2 separate regions of the Homo sapiens genome follow, and region 1 is linked to region 2. A link is a loop called in an ENCODE intact Hi-C map of the cell type or tissue named here. Cell type or tissue: heart right ventricle. All regions are shown on one strand. Links, peaks and the distances in the headings refer to the core of each region. The heading gives the core; the rest is flanking DNA.

Region 1 (8,258 bases), core at 2,104-7,103, 270 kb after region 2:
GAGGAGAAAAAGAGAGTGAAGAGATGAAAAGAGAGAGATTGCTGAGACAACTAGGTTAGGAGAGTAACTCAGAAAAGCTTGTGAGATTTTACTATGTTGCCTCTGAATATGTGTAGAATAATTTTAGGTATAAACTAGAACATGGGAGATTCACTCTGAAAAAAGAAAATTTCAGGGAATAGATTGTTTGTGTTTTAACAATTGGGCTTGGTCACCCAGATGAACAAGGGCCAGGTTCCTCGCCTCATGGGAGAGATCCCTCTTGACCCTATCCCTCAGGACCTCCCACATCAAGCCCACTTGTGCCTATGTGTGAGATGTATGCAGGTGACATGCCTGAATGCCAGGTTCCTATCTAACTCTGTAGCCAGGTAAGCTGGCTCAGTTGTGGCATGTGCCCCTTGGTCGCCCCCTCTTAAATGAGCTAGTGAAGAAACAAGTGGTGCTACATCTTAGGAGTTTCCAGAGGTGAGATTTTAAAGTTTGGAACGATGTCACTTTAGAATTATTTGCAAACAGCTTCCACATAAAAGAAAGTTTCCAAAAGAAGGAGAGTGATCACTCAGGTACCTAAATTTTTAATAGAGAAAATTCCAAAAACACTCTACATCATAGGATAAGTCTTTTTCTGACACATTAGTTGTTTTTGTGGGGGGCGGGGGGATTTTCTCATTTAGAATAAGCATCCCAATATTTGTTTTGTTTTCTTTTTGTTTGTTTGTTTGTTTTGAGATAGAGTCTCACTCTTATTGCCCAGACTGGAGTGCAATGGTGCAATCTCAGCTCACTACAACCTCTGCCTCCCAGGTTCAAGGGATTCTCCTGCCTCAGCCTCTTGAGTAGCTGGGATTACAGGCGCACACCACCACACTCGGCTAATTTTTTAATGTGTTTTTAGTGGAGATGGGGTTTCACCATGTTGTCCAGGCTGGTCTCAAAATCCTGACCTCAGGTGATCCACCCACCTCGGCCTCCCAAAGTGCTGGGATTACAGGTGTGAGCCACTATGCCTGGCCACATCCCAATATTTGTAATTTTGATCCAATCCAGTGCACTGCTGTGTTTGGAGCTGGGAATTCTGGTCAAACTATCTTCTAAGACATTCATGCTCCAGCTGGGAGGGGCATACCCAGAAAGTCACAGAAATTCCAAGCAATGCTATTCTCCCAGGCAATATCCAGTTGGACTAGGATGGACATTGATCAATGCTAACTCATCCATAAGCAGGCCAGTGAGAAAAGAGAAAAACTGAGCCGGGCCAATTGGATTACTTTCTTTAAAATTTTGGACTTGAGAAACTGAGAGACTAACTTCTTAGCTGTAAGAAGACAAATGGAAGGTCATGTAGACTGGGAAGCTGGGCTAGCCATCATGAGACATGTTCTATATGACAAGAGCACAGAGCAGATGTAGAGAAAGGGGGAGAAAGGGGGCAGAGAGGAAAGGGGAATACCCCTAAAATGAGTGGCTTTGGGCCCAGCATGGTGGCTCACACCTGTAATCCCAGCACTTTGGGAGTCCAAGGCGGATGGATCATGAGGTCAGGAGTTCAAGACCAGCCTGGCCAAGATGGTGAAACCCCGTCTCTACTAAAAATACAAAAATTAGCCAGGTGTGGTGGTGGGTGCCTGTAATCCCATCTACTCAGGAGGCTGAGGCAGAGAATTGTTTGAACCCAGGAGGTGGAGGCTGCAGTGAGCCGAGATTACACCAGTGCACTCCAGCCTGGGAGACAGAGTGAAACTCCATCTCAAAAAAAAAAAAAAAAAAAAAAGAGTGGCTTTGGTTCCTGGCAAGATTCCAAGTCCCATGAGTTCCCATGCTATTTCATTTCTTGTTTTCAAATTCCTGTGACTCTTCTTTGTTTTGTAACCATCACTCCCCGCCCCTCAACCACAACCATCACTCCCAACTCTCCCTCCAAACTACCCTCACCTCTACTGAGTGGGCTCTCCTGGTTCTCTATTCCTTCCAACTGTGAAGATGGATGCCTGAATAAAACACTCCCAAACGCTATCTGGGATTACTCTTCAAGCCAACAAACTAAGAGAACACAATGTGACAAAAAATGAGAAAGAAAATAAAGTAAAAAAGATGGAAATCATCACAAAGCAGATGTGAGAGATATGACCAACATTTAACTAAAATTTATGAAATGTATACTTTTAAATTTAAATTTTAAACTACAAACATATTACCTAAATAAGGAAAAATGAACGATGATATAATGGGTGGAACAATAAAAGACTGGCCAAAAAATTTAAAAAGTACCAACAGTAAAAGGAAAAAAAGTAAAAATCTACAGAGCAGAATGGTGACTTCCTTTCTGGGAGGAAAAATACTGGAAGGGGATGCCTGCTGGGTGCTAGTGCCTTACACACATGATGTTGTTGAATTCTTACACCCAGCCCTTTGAGGCGAGTGGTGACACTTCCATTTAACAACAGCACAGTCAATAGTTCAAATAGATAAGACCTGCTGAGGTCAGACAGCAAAAAAAAGCAGAATCCCATGTCTGGCTGCCTCCAGGGTTGATGCTCTAAATGAAAAATGTGCTTGTCCGACTGTTCTCAGGAAAGGTGCACCAGTGTGGAGATGAAGTTTCCTGAGAGGAACCAATCTTTCACAGGTTTTCCCACCTGGAAGTCTCAGCAACAGAGTTAAAGATTCTATTCTATTGACTATTTGCAGTTGTTGGGACTTTCCATACAGCTGGATCTTTTACAAAACAAATCCTGGCCCACGACATGATTACCAAGGAGACAGCTGTGGGGTGGATCTTGAGTGTAGGCTCATCTGAGGCCAGTGTCGAGCAGACAAGGTCAGACAAAAAGGGTGCATCTTTTAAAGAGCCTTGCTCATTAGCCATTGCTAATGAGAACAACAAAGCCATGGTGTGGTGGGTAGCTTATCATGCCTAGATGTGGGGCATTTCCCAATGGTGGTGTCCTTGCCTTCTTGGTGTTTGGGAGAAGCAAACTTATCTAGAACAATTAGGAAAACAATTCAGTTACAGAGTTTGAAATAACTGGTCTAAGGGACTTTGGAACTCAAAGCAATTTTTTAACCTGTCTTTAAAACTTATGACGCCTGGGCAACTGACCCTATCTCTAGGGTATTGCTTTTTCATTATCTGGGTGTGGTGGCATATGCTTGTAGTCTCAGCTACCCAGGAGACTGAGGTGGGAGGATCACTTGAGCACAGGAGGTAGAGGCTTCGATGAGCTATGATTGTACTATTGCACTTTATCCTGGGTAACAAATTGAGACTCTTGAGTCAAAAAAAAAGGGGGGGAGGGGAAGATAACATTCTGAGAGATATTCCTATTGCACAAGTGAGTAAATTCAAGAGCAGAAAAGTGACAGTGGGTTATGCCAGGTTATATCCTGCAAGCTCAACTGAGGCAAAAATCAGGACCTGGAAATCCTGGCTCCAGGGTGAAGGTTTTACCTTTTGATGCAATTGTTTTGCAGCACCCAAGAGGTCTCAGATTATATCTTCCATATTCATTCATTCATAAAATATATACTGAATGGCTGAGATATGACAGACACTTTGCTAAGTGCTAGAAAAGTCAAGGAAGAATAGGACACAATCGTAGCCATTGAGGGCAATATTTTGTGCAGCAGTCCTCCATTGTGGAACTGCAAAATACTACACCTAAATTCTCCACTGTGGGATTGGGAAAATATAGTTGTTTTTAAAGAAGTATTTTTTATTATAATAATAATTATATTTTTATTTTTATAAAATAAAAATCAAATTTTATATTATAAAATTATATTATAAAATTATAAAAATATAACTATAAAATAAAAATTTTATATTTATATTTATATTTATATTTTTTATTATTATTATAATTATTATTATTTTTGCTATATGAACATACAAGAAGAGACTTACTCTGATCTAGAGAAGTCAAAGAATGCTTCATAGAAAAGATGAAGAATCAGTAGGTGTTTCATAGGAAGAAGACAAGTAGATTCCATGTAATGGAAAGTCTATGCATAGCCTTGAAAACAAGAAAGAGTAGGAATATTTGAAAAATAGCAAACAAAACAAAATCCTTTGTCTGGGTTGTTTTATTAAGGTTAGAAAAGCTACCAAGAGTTAAATCGTGAAAGATCTTGCATGCTTATGGGTTAGAACTCATGCTGTAGGATTGAAGTTCTAAGAACAGATTTTAGCCACAGTAGTCACATGATGGTATTCTGGCTTTACAAAGTAGTTATGATTCAAATTAAACATTGAAAATTAAAGACAAACATTTATATATACTCTCTGGAGAAACCTATTGAAAATGACAGTAAGGGGATTTAAAAAGGTGTAAACTCCCAAGGACAAAGAGAGCTGTAGAGGAGACATCAGACAAAAGTTGACAATTGTATTTTGGAAGATGGAAAGCCAAAAAGAGAGGAGTTGTTGACTGAGTAAAGTGGGGAAAACAACCAAAACCTAAAAGCCTAATAAAACCTAAGAGGAAGCCAAGAAGAAGAAAGATAAGTTGCTCTAAAGAACTTAGGAAAGGTCAGGATTGATAGTTCTTGGTGTTGATGAAGATGACAGGAATGGGTGGAGCCAAAGGCAAAGACTTTGTTGAATGTCTATAAAAGTAAGTTATAGAGTCTTCACCATGCCTCCAGTCAGATGAGCGTCTCTCCTCTTCCCTGGTAGAAGGCAGGATGTTTGCTCTCTGGAGAGGCTGAACCAGCAGGGTTCTGGACTCAGTGATACTGGGGAGTAGGGTAAGAGGCTGGACAGAAACAGAAGGATTAAGTGAAAGTCCACATACTGAAGGGGGACACGTGGAAACCTTCATGCAGCTCCATGAACACAGACATCAAAGCCTATGCTCCCTACAGAGGAGACTGGCAAGTTCTTCTTTGGAGAAAGTGACCAACCCTAAGGAAAACACCTACTAATACTGACATGGCAGTCACCCAACGAAGTGCCTGGCTCCTGCCTATCATTCTACAGTGCAGTCCACCAGTCTGCAAGTCCTACCAAAGCACACAGGGCTTCCAATCAACATTTTATTCCCTGACGCCTAAATGTAGGCAGCCAAAGATCTCCAGATACATTAGGAAACTCTCCAATATGAGAGACAGGTTTTAAAAACAAGAGCAATGACAAATAAATAGAAAACAAAAACATGAAGAAAAGAGGCAATGCAAGAGAAGACTTCAGAAACCCTCCTTTAAGAGTTCCTGCACCTAGATAATAAGATGCTATAAAAATCTCTTAAAAATTAAAATGTTAAAGTAGAAATGTTTTTAAAAATCCACAAAGAATTGGCAGGTAAAATTAAGAATATCTTTTAGAAGGCAGTACAAAAGAAACAAACAAAAAAACCACAATGAGTAAAGATAAGAAAGTAAAATACCCATATCAAGGTATGTCATTGTGAAATTTCAAAATACTAGGAATAAAAAATAAAACTCTTTAAAACTCCAAAGAAACAAATAGTTTCCACATAAAGTTGATTCAAAATGTACTGGACTTCTTAACAGTAACAGTAGAAGCTAAAAAGCAATGTAGAAATGACTTAAAGATCCCAAGGAAAACAATTACTTTCTACCAAGGCTTTACTCCCTGGCCAATCTCTCATTTCACTGTGAAATTAGAATCAAGGTATTGTCAGGTATGTAAAGTGTGGTATACAGTATTTATGCTCCCCAATATCTGGTTCCCCTTTCCTTCCTGGGTGCAAAGAGGACTACACTTCCCAGGCTTCTCCAAGTTAGGCAGGGCCACACGTTCTGATCATGGCTGTGAACAGAAGTGACATAGACTTTCTGGCCAAATAGTTAGACAGGAGTATGAACTCCACGCTTTCTGAAGACGTCTGATGTTGAAATGGTGGAGCCACGAGATTGAAGCAGTTTGCATTACTGGATCACCACATGAAAGATAGTTGCCCTGGAGAGTTACCCAACTTCCAGCCAACTTGGTGTGACCCAGAAAAAGACTTGACATGTTAACCCATTAAGAAGTGAAGCTACATTTTCTTAATCTAGTCTATCATTGTTGGACATTTAGGTTCGTTCCAAGTCTTTGCTATTGTGAATAGTGCCACAATAAACATATGTATGCATGTGTCTTTATAGCAGCATGATTTATAATCCTTTGAGTATATACCCAGTAATGGGATGGCTGGGTCATTAGGAGATATACCTAATGTTAATGACTAGTTAATGGGTGCAGCACACCAACATGGCACATGTATACATATGTAACAAACCTGCACGTTGTGCACATGTACCCTAAAACTTAAAGTATAATAAAAAAAAAAGAAATGAAGCTTATTTTTTTCTGCAGCATAGTCTAGCCTAACCTAATGTATAACCTATCAAAGATATTTCTAACTGTACCATTTCTCAAGAAGTTAATGGCTACCCTATGACCCAGCAATTCCACCTCTAGGTGATATTCCCCAAAAGAAATGAGTGCATGCGTGCAACAAAAGACAGGGACCAGACTGGTTGTAGCAGCTTTATTTATTATATCCAAATACTTTACATTCATACCACATAAAATAGCAAAAACAAACAACAAAATAAACAACTGGTACATGCAACAACATGGATGACTCTCCCAAGCATGATGCAAGAATACCAAACACAAAACAGTACATACTGTATGATGATTTTATATAAAGTTCAAGAACAGGCAAAACTCATTGATGGTGGTAGAAGCCAGAGTAGCGATGACCGTGTTGAAGGTACGGGGTAGGATAGAGGTTACTGATGGGGAAGAGGCATGAGGGAGCCTTGAAGAGTTTGGGAACTATTCAATATCTTGATCTGGATGTCAGTTACGTGAATGTCTGTGTATACAAAAATGCATTGGGCTGAGCACTTAAGTTAGTGCATTTAAGTTTAGCAAACAGTTTGGTACACTTCAATTTAAAAAAATGTTTAGGCCAGGTGCGGTGGCTCACCCCTGTAATCCCAGCACCTTGGGAGGCCAAGGCGGACAGATCACCTGAGGTCAGGAATTCGAGACCAGTGTGGCCACCATGGTGAAACCACGTCTCTACTAAAAATACAAAAATTAGCCAGGCATGGTGGAGGGTGCCTGTAATCCCAGCTACTTGGGAGGCTGAGGCAGGAGAATCACTTGAACCCAGGAGGCAGAAGTTGTAGTGAGCCCAGATTGCACCACGGCACTCCAGCCTGGGTGACAAGAGCAAAACTCCATCTCAAAAAAAAAAAAATAAATAAAATAAAATTTTCAAATGTTTAAAAAGCAGCTGCTGGAGATTGTGCTTTACCAAAGTGAGGAACAAACCCAAACTGGAAAAGCATGGGATACAGGCAATAGGAAATTGCGTGGAGGACACAGATGAAAGGGATTCCTATGAAGACTGAGCTCCAGGATGGCAGTTGCAGAGTAGTCAGGAGTGACAGGAGCTAGAGACAAAGGAATTAAAGTGGGGAAGCATCTAGAAGAAAAAAAATGAAAAGAAAAAGAAACTGATAGATTATCTTAGAGTCCAACTCTATTCAAGGGAGTATCACAATTCTACCAAAGAATTTAGGGAGAAATTCCTAATAAGCATAAAAAACTAAGCAACAACAAAAAATAAGCTATTACTAATGAAAAAAAGAAACCCACAAAAGGTTACATAAACATGTTACCATAGTACACTATATGACTCAGCTTTAAATTTAGCCAGAATATTGTTAGACGATTATGTTGGGAGGATGAGAGGAAGGACAAAGTGGGGGCATGGGAGGAATGCAGCCAGAGGGGTATGGTAAGAAAGCTAAATTCTCATCAGCCCCAGAAGAAAACCAGTAGAAAGTGACTACACTTGAAACGAAATGAAATAACTGCACTTGCATATTATTTAGGAACATGAAAGTAAATCACAAACAGTTGAAAGTGTTTAGACTCAGAGTGGAGAGGGGTAGAGAGAGGACTGATATTTTTATTGTTGTATTGACTTCTACATTACATACATAAAGTATTTCAGCACTATGCTGAAGCAATTTTTAAAATTTCAGAAGACCAGGTGCGGTGGCTCACGCCTGTAATCCCAGCACTTTGGGAGGCCAAGGCAGGCAGATCACAAGGTCAGGAGATCGAGACCATCCTGGCTAATACAGTGAAACTCCGTCTCTACTAAAAGTACAAAAAAATTTGCCAGGCATGGTGGCAGGCGCCTGTAGTCCCAGCTACTCAGGAGGCTGAGGCAGGAGAATCGCTTGAACCCGGGAGGCTGAGCTTGCAGTGAGCAGAGATCACACCA
Region 2 (8,258 bases), core at 1,096-6,095:
TTGCAAGAAGTATTTCTCTTTCCAGTGGAAATTGGTATGTGTCTTAAATCACGACCAGTCATATGAGTTATTTAATTATTTCTTTTTCATTTTTTAACCTTGGTTGCCTGTAAACTCAGCCCAATTTTTTACATTAAATTGCAGCCATAATGGTAAAAAAAAAAAAAAAAAGCTCTGATGTATCACTTATGATTGTACTTTGCAAATACTAATTCCTTTAAAACATAAATCCTTTATGAGGAAAATTAAGCTTATTTATTCATTTAACAAATGAAGAAACAAGGGATGCAGAGTTTCAGTAATTACTCCAGGGACATAAACTAGTAAGTGGTAGAGTTGGAAAATCTAGCTTCATAGCTGGAGCTCTTAATCTTAATATTTTACTGCTTTACAGTTATAATAAATCTTGTAGCTGGTAAATTTTTTTCTTTCATACCTTTTATACCTTCGTTTCCCAAGAATCTTCTCCCACCATTGCTATGTGGAAAGACTCAACATTTATTGATGGCAGATGCTGTTACAAGCCAAGGGAAGCATCATTGTGGGAATGGGATTGATCAGAAGTGACTTTACAGTGAAAGTCTATTAGGGCTGGGCATGGTGGCTCATTCCTGTAATCCCAGTGCTTTGGGAGGCTGAGGCAGGAGGATCACTTGAGCCCAGAGGGTTGAGGCTGCAGTGAGCTATGATCATGCCACTGCACTCTAGCCTGGGCGACAGAACAAGATCCTGTCTTAAAAAAAAAAAAAAAGTTTATCAGTGGTCAACAAACTGAAGACCAAGCTCACTTTTTTTGAAAATAGAGTTTTATTGAAACAAATCCATGCCTGTTTATTTACTTATTATGTATGGCTGCTTTCTCCCTACAGCAGCAGAGTGGAGTAGTTGCAACAGAGACAGTATGGCCCATAAAACTGAAACATTTGCTCTTTGGTCCTTTACAGAAAAAGTTTAACAACCTCTGATCTACGTGATAAAAAGTGACTGTCTACTAGGAGTGAGAACTCCTTGAAGGCAGAGATCTTGCTTGTTTTATTTATCTCTAGGAACATCTAGGAACTGGGTATGCGGCACATGTTCAATAGAATAGTTTTTGATAGTTGAACTCTGAGCAATTTTGATGAGCTGATTAACTGGGTATGGTTAATTATATAGACTAGAGCTTGGAGTAAGTATAGCTGAGAAATAAAGGAAAGATGAGTGAAAAATACATCAAGGGAAAGGGATATGAAGTGTCTGAGGTCTTAGGACATTGACTGCAGTTGGGCAGGGTTGGCACGGCATGGTTCCAAGTGACATGGTTTGTAGTGCAGTCTATGAAACGAGTGCCCTCTGGAGCTGTGCAGTTTGCAACCTTGAGCAATCTTGTGAGCCCGTACATAGGTGGCAATGTTGTTAGGGAAAGGAGAGGGACTAGTGGAAATATAAATGTCACTGATGTTGTGAAAGGCAAGGACGGGGAGCTAGTAAAGGATTCTAAGATAGGAACATGATCAGATCTTTGCCACTGGGTAGAGGTGTGAAGGGTAGATGATTAGAGAGAAGAGAGACTAAAGACAGGGAGATTTGGATTTAGGAGGCTAATATAGGAGTCACAGTGAGAGTCCACGATGGTCTGAGCAAATTCAGTGAAAGGGGTGAAGAAAGAAGAGACTCAGGTGGTTCCAGAGTTAATGCAGACAGTACTTGACTAGTTGGTTGTGAAAGACAAAGGCGAGGAGGACCTAGAATGCTCCCACCTCCATATATATTCAAACTTACCATACACGAAGTCATTGTAGCACCATAAAGAGAAAATAAAGGGAAACGAGATCAGGCCTAGGCCCTCTACTACCATGAAACAAAGTATTTTCATTTGTGAGTGTTTGAGTTATTTTATTGCTACGTAACAAATTGCCCCAGACTTCGTGGCTTAAAACAACAATTTTATTCTTTCTCATGATTCTGTGGCTCAGGAATTTAGACAGGACACAGTGGGGAATCTTGTCTCTGCGCCCCACAATGTCAGTTGGGCTGGAACAGGCAGTATGACTTCTTCACATATGCATCTGGTTCTGTGACCAGGCACTGGCGCCTGCAGCCCTGTTTACTTGGGTGTGGTTTATCTAAATGGACCCACTGAGGAGGGGAATAAAGGAAGCAAAGAGCCACTTGTCTGGCTCTGCTGGGGGCCTTCCAAGTTTTAAAGCTGTCTCTCATGCAGTCTCCTGCCTGAACCTGCCCCCGGGATGGAGCCATTGAATGTGTTTTTTTTCAAATGGGGAGACTGAGCCCCAGATGCAGCGACTAGGCCTTGCTCAGAGTGAGTGTCTGTTGGGGCTGGATCTTGAACAACAGCCTCCTGACCCTGGTCACATGTGTTAATCCCACATATTGACCGTAGGCTAACTCGAAGGGCTGGGGGCTGGCTGGCTGGGGTCACATGGACTCATATGTCCTCGACATTGCCTGGCTTCCTTGATTCTCCTTTATATAGTCTCAGGTTGTCCCCTTTCTATACGTGGCCTCTCTACATGGTCTTTAGAGCAGCATAGCCAGACTTTTTCCATGGCAGTTCAGGATCTCTCAAGAGCACAAAAGTGGGAACTACCAGACTTTCTTCAAACTTAGCCTGGAATCGCATGACCTGGAATTCCATCCAAGTCATAGGCCTCATCCAGATTGAAGGGCATGGACTATTAAGACCTACCTTTGGATGTGAGGAGCATCATGTGTCTGCTGGGAGGGGAGAAAGTGGAGCCATCTTTGGAGACCAGCTACCACTGTGAGGCAATAGATCTTTGAGAAGGCTAATCAGATACTTTAAGTTTTAATTCTAACTTGATCAAGTTCAGTTGGCTTAGTTCTCTACTGAGGATGCCTCATTGTATTTTGCTGCTGTAACTTCAGAATGAAAAAGCTCCATAAATATTGTGTTTGCATGTTCTGTTAGATTCATGTTAGGGCATTGATCTTAGTTTGTCCACAGTTCTGCATTTAAAGAACTCACAACTGTCAGGAATAAAATGAAAGTTCCTAATGAAGCAGTATGTTTTGTTTTATTCAAATATGAGAATTTCAAAACATCTAACCATTTTCCATTTGCTTTTAAGAAAATCAGCTTTTAAGATTATACATGAAATAAATTTAATGGGCAATCACTCTAATTTATTAACTTTGGTATGTTTTAACTTTCTTCTGTATGGAATTTTATTTTCAATTTCTATTTATAGCCTCAAATGTATGTATCTGTTGGTGTAATCCACCTCAATTTTTTAAATTAGGGGTTATACTAATAAGTAAAAATAGGTTGCAGTTGCTAATAGAATTGGTGTTGTAATGAGCTGAACTGTACTATTTTTCTTATAAATGGAGTAGCCACATTATCAATAGAATAAAATTGGATTAGGAATATAGTCAAGTTTGCATTGTGGGTGTCTTATACTATATCAAATCCTAGATTTAAATTTCTTGTGACTACCACTTTTTCAACTTAAGTGACTTTTTTTTGGTTGAAGTTATCACTGACTCTATTTATTCAGCTCCCTCAGAGCGGAAGAGAGAAAGCAAAAATCCCTATCTCCACCATTCCCAGCCGGAGATGTATTCCAGACAGCAAGCAGGCTCAGAGTGGGAGAACTGCTCCATTAAACAAGTGGTTTAGTTCAACATTTTGAAGGATTATGAATTCCTAGACCATCAGTCATACTTACATTCAAATATAAGTATCCAAACACATCTAAGTCCAAATATAGTACAACCATTTTATGATGTTGGTGTTGGGAGACAGGATTTATGTCTGCCCTAAAGACACATTGTCTGCTGTCAAGTTTCATGGTTTTGAACTGAAGTATGGTAATATCTTTATTAATAAAGACAATGTATTCCAGAGGCAGGGTTTCATTTTGTGTGTGTGTGTGTGTGTGTGTGTGTGTGTGTGTGTGTGTGTGTGGTTTTTTTTTTTTTTTTTTGGTTTCTTCTTCTTCCTTTTCCGGTTCTGTTTCTCCTTCTTTGTTGCCATCTTTTCCTTTTCTTCTTTTTCTTCATCATCATTGTTTCATCTTCTTTTTGTAAGTAATTTCATAAGCTGTGCTGCAAATAAAATAGGGAGGATAGGAATATCAAATGAGAGTTAAAACCTTAAGAAAAGTAAACAAGGTCTAAGTAAAATACAAAATTTTTACCTGGGAACATTGGGGTGTTCAAAAAGCAAAACAGGGTTAAGGTTTTTGTTAGGGGAAGGAAGGAGAAAGCCTGAGGGAAGCAGGAGGAGAGAGCTGGGAGAAGGTTCTGGAGTGAAAGTCTTGCCAGCCAGTGGACCTAGGCTGGACAGAGCAGATGCTGGGTTTTGAAAGAGATTGATGACAACCCCTTCACTCCCGGCAGCATTGGGACCAGGCGACCTGTGGCCTTAATCAGCCTCTTTTAGGGGACAGAGAGCTTATGGAGGAGAGTCAGGACATAAAAGAAAGACACTTGGATGCCAGAAAAGATTCGTATGAAAACATTTAGAGGAATGCAGTGGAAAAGCAGGTTAATCCATTGTCTGGTATGCACCTGTGTATATGGTACTATGTAAAGTTTGATGCATCCTGCTTCTTGTAACTAATGGTTTATTGTGTATCATTTCCCCTGTTCATTCAGTGCTAATTTGTAAGATTGTGTAATCAGACCCTAATAGGTTTGGGCCTTTGATGAATAACTTTTAAAGGACCTTCTTATTTTTAAATGCTTTTATTTTTGCCATTGAAATTATGGCTTATATCTTCTTCCATAGCCAGACCATCCATCTTTAGAAAAATTCATATTATAAATTAGTTATAGTAGGACAGATTTTAGAAATGTATAAATACTGAAACTGAGGCCCAGAGAAGGTCCAGGAACAAGTGCTCAAGGTGCTTATTTTCCTCTCCGGTTCGTAGGTGTGGAAGCTGAGTCACGTGGTAGCGAGAGCTGACCTAAGAGGCGCGTTGTTGGGTAATAGATTGGGCCTCTTTGTGTTCACACCCTCAAGAGGTGGACTGGTATCTGCAAGTTCTCTGCTATACTTGAAATAACCAAACCTTATCAATCCTGTGGGCATGGGTGTTTTCTTTCTCTCATTTATTTGATCTTAGGCAGTGTGATTACTCTCTCAGCGGTCAGCCCTGAAGGGGTGATACTGTAGCAGAGTTTTAGATCCTCAGTACTACCCTGCTCTCAGTGGGAACCTCCACATTAGAAAGGATTGGGTGGGATGGGACTTTTTGAGGGAGGTAGTTGTCAATGAGGGTATCAGTCAGGTGGTTGGAAAAAGAGAAATAGTCTTCTCCGGGAATCGGAAGCATGACTCCTCCCCGCAACCCTCCACCACACACATACTCACACTTCTAATTGGCAGTCAAAGAGTCAAATGACCTGGGATCAACTAAGGCAGTTCTGGGTCTGTGATTAAGCTTGGTTTCTTGTTGTGTAACTTGCTGGCTCAGTTATCCAAACTATACATTAAGAGTTTATGTAATAAACATGCTAAAGAAAGAAAAAAATTCTTAAATTCTTGTGTTTTCCTCCATATCATCTCACCTAGTAATACTGTAAAACATCTGCCTACTCCAAGTGACAACTATGTTATGAGCATTAGCTGCGTTTGAATAGGACCCAATGCTTCATTTTCAGAATGAACACCCTGTCTTGGGCTTGTTGATATTATTATCTTTTTTTCCAATGATTCTAGGCAGAACTGCCATTTGGAATATCTTTCTCTCCCTTTCTGATGGGGTTAATGTCTGAGGAGATGTAGGCAAATGCTTTTCAGTGAAGGACTTGATGTGCAGCCTTTAAGTAGACAAATAGTTTTTTAATCTTTCATGGACTGCTGGTGCTTCACACCCCAGAGTTGAGGCCACTGACCTCAAGTTTGCAAATTTTATATCCCATTACCACCCTGTGAGCTCTGTGCTCCCCAGGGTCACATAGTCGGTGTTTTAGCTGGAATCTGAGAAAGTGCCTGAACATTTCCTGAAGAGTTGGCTAGGAATGTTTGGCAGTTTGGTCATAAAAACCCAGAGCTAGTGGCTGGGGTATATGTTATAATTACCTCACACTATTTCCTATTTGAGCCTGGCTGTGGGTAGTGGGGTATACTGGTATTGATTGTGGGACCATATTTTAAAGGACCAAGGAGTCATTTTCAATGATCACTAATAACCTTTGGCCACACTTTCAGGGAGGTTTGGAAGTGTGGAAATAGACATGCTTTGGGTCAAACCCTGGCTCCACCACCTTCTAGGAGGAAACCTCAGACGAGTGATTTGACCTCTCTGGGCCTCAGTTTCTTCACTTGTAAATGCGATTAAATTACTCATCTTTCTGTGTTGTCCTAAGATTTAATGGGATGGTACATTTCAAGTTCTTAGTACTATGCCTGACATGTTTAGCTATGATGATGAGAATGATTATAATGCTGTTACAGATAAGGAAAATGAGGCAGAGAGTCATCCAAAGAGGCTGTTTTTTATGGCTAAAGCAAAAATCTAGATAATCATACCTATCTGGATACCACAGTCTCCACTTTCTCATCATAGAAATGATTATATTAAGAAACAGGAGGCAAACCTGAATTTTAAAATGTTCAAAAGTGTAATTTTAATGGACTTACTATATCTGTGGAGATCTGGTTATACTTAAAGGCAGTTTGGGGATAAGTTTTTATTTTTAAATTTTCTCTTTCCCTAAATTGTGTTGTCTTCATTGGGAAACAAACTTACTAAATATTATTCCTTATTAATATGCACCCCCTCAACTCTTCCAAAAAAGTTTGCATTTTTTAACTGGCAGATCTGTCAAATAGGCCTTGCCTCTTTCCTGATTAGCACATTTTTTAAAAAGATACTTTGTGAAAAGAATTTAAATTTTAGTAAATGGAAAGACTGGGTTGAAAACCATTCTCTTTGGCAGCAGTGCAGAGATACCCTGGGAGTTAGAATTGTTTCATGGCAAGGTGGTGCGCTATTCTTGAAATGTGCTTTAATTGCCTCTGTTGGAGTAAGGATTTGGTTATAATTGGGTAGCCCAGATGACCACCTACAATTCTTAGCCACACTGCCTTTCAACACATAATCTCAGAGGTAAAGAGATAAGCCCTCTTTTCCAGATTGCTCATGTCAGATCTCGCGGAGAACTCCAGCACTGCCCCAGTCACACGCCCTTCACTGTCGCCAAAGAAATAGGACACTCCAGCTGGTCAGGACTGAGCCATGTGTTAGTCCTGCCTGAACCATGTGGAATGGGCTTAGGAAACGAAGAGTTTGGTTAGCAGAGAAGGGGAAGGGATACTGGATGGGCAAACACAACACATCTGCACTCACAGGGAGAAAGCTCCCTTTTCCATAGCGTCAGTATTCCCTCCACCCACTCTGTTATCACTGTCCTCTCTAGGTGCTTTGTGGGCAGGCCTTGCTTGCGTGATTGGGGACAGGCTGACTCAGATTGGCAGCCCCTGAGAAGAGCCACTTTCTAGTTGAGCGTTCCCTTCCTTTGGCTTCATGCCATGCAGCAACATAATGCTCATTTACTACAAAGAGATTCTTATTTGTTCTTCTTCTTCTGTGTCCTCTTTCTCTTGAGAAATTGAAAATCTTTTTATTTTTAAATTTTCTCTTAATGATTTCCATTTTGATTTTAATGAGAGTTGACTTTCGGAGAGGTCTTAAACTATTGAACATCCGTGAGAGTGGAACAAAACATACATTATCTTAATTTAGGCATAGCTTTCGTAGAGTTCCTATACGCTGCACCCTACATGCCAGCTCTGGTTAACTGATTGGCAGTAAACTCTAAGAAGTTGCGGTTGCTTCATATTCATTCACAGCCTATAAAAATAAGAGTAGAGTGTTTTAAATAAGGAACGATTTGAACAGATAATAGTTACTTTTCTATTTGCCATTGAAAATGTTCAAATTACTTAATGTCTCTCATCCCCGTGGGGTAAATCACACCATCACCAACAGAAAGTTTGTAAAAAAGTAAGAATATAAAATCAAACAAATGAATACCAGGTACTTTCTTTTCTTTTCTTTTCTTTTTTTTTTTTTTTTTTTGAGATGGAGTCTCACTCTGTCATCCAGGCTGGAGTGCAGTGGCACAATCTCGGCTCACTGCAAATACCGGGTATTTTCTGTGCTCTACCGACTTCCTGGGAAAAAAATAAACCTCAAATAAAATAAACTTTTCCTTTTAAAGTTTTGAAAACCTTTCAGGTATTTTACAAAGATAGGCAAACCACTTTTTCTCCTTTTGCT

Evidence for each region. Peaks named below come from ENCODE experiments on the same cell type or tissue, not always from the same donor. Only the 100,000 strongest peaks of a DNase experiment are listed, where the experiment ranks them.
Region 1: it touches region 2 in a loop (2.7-fold over the local background); 50 of 110 quality-filtered maps call a loop at or near these places.

Annotation. Positions count from the first base shown.
Region 1 is chr15:48,361,296-48,369,553 of GRCh38, reverse strand. No RefSeq gene overlaps it. Among named protein-coding and RNA genes, the nearest start is that of DUT-AS1, 34 kb to the right of the region's middle. In heart right ventricle, for the core only: no CTCF peak of the experiment used is centred there; no DNase peak of the experiment used is centred there; H3K27ac peaks cover 1,074 bases.
Region 2 is chr15:48,630,531-48,638,788 of GRCh38, reverse strand. All of the region lies in intron 2 of FBN1 (fibrillin 1), which reads left to right. Among named protein-coding and RNA genes, the nearest start is that of FBN1, 11 kb to the left of the region's middle. In heart right ventricle, for the core only: no CTCF peak of the experiment used is centred there; no DNase peak of the experiment used is centred there; H3K27ac peaks cover 2,905 bases.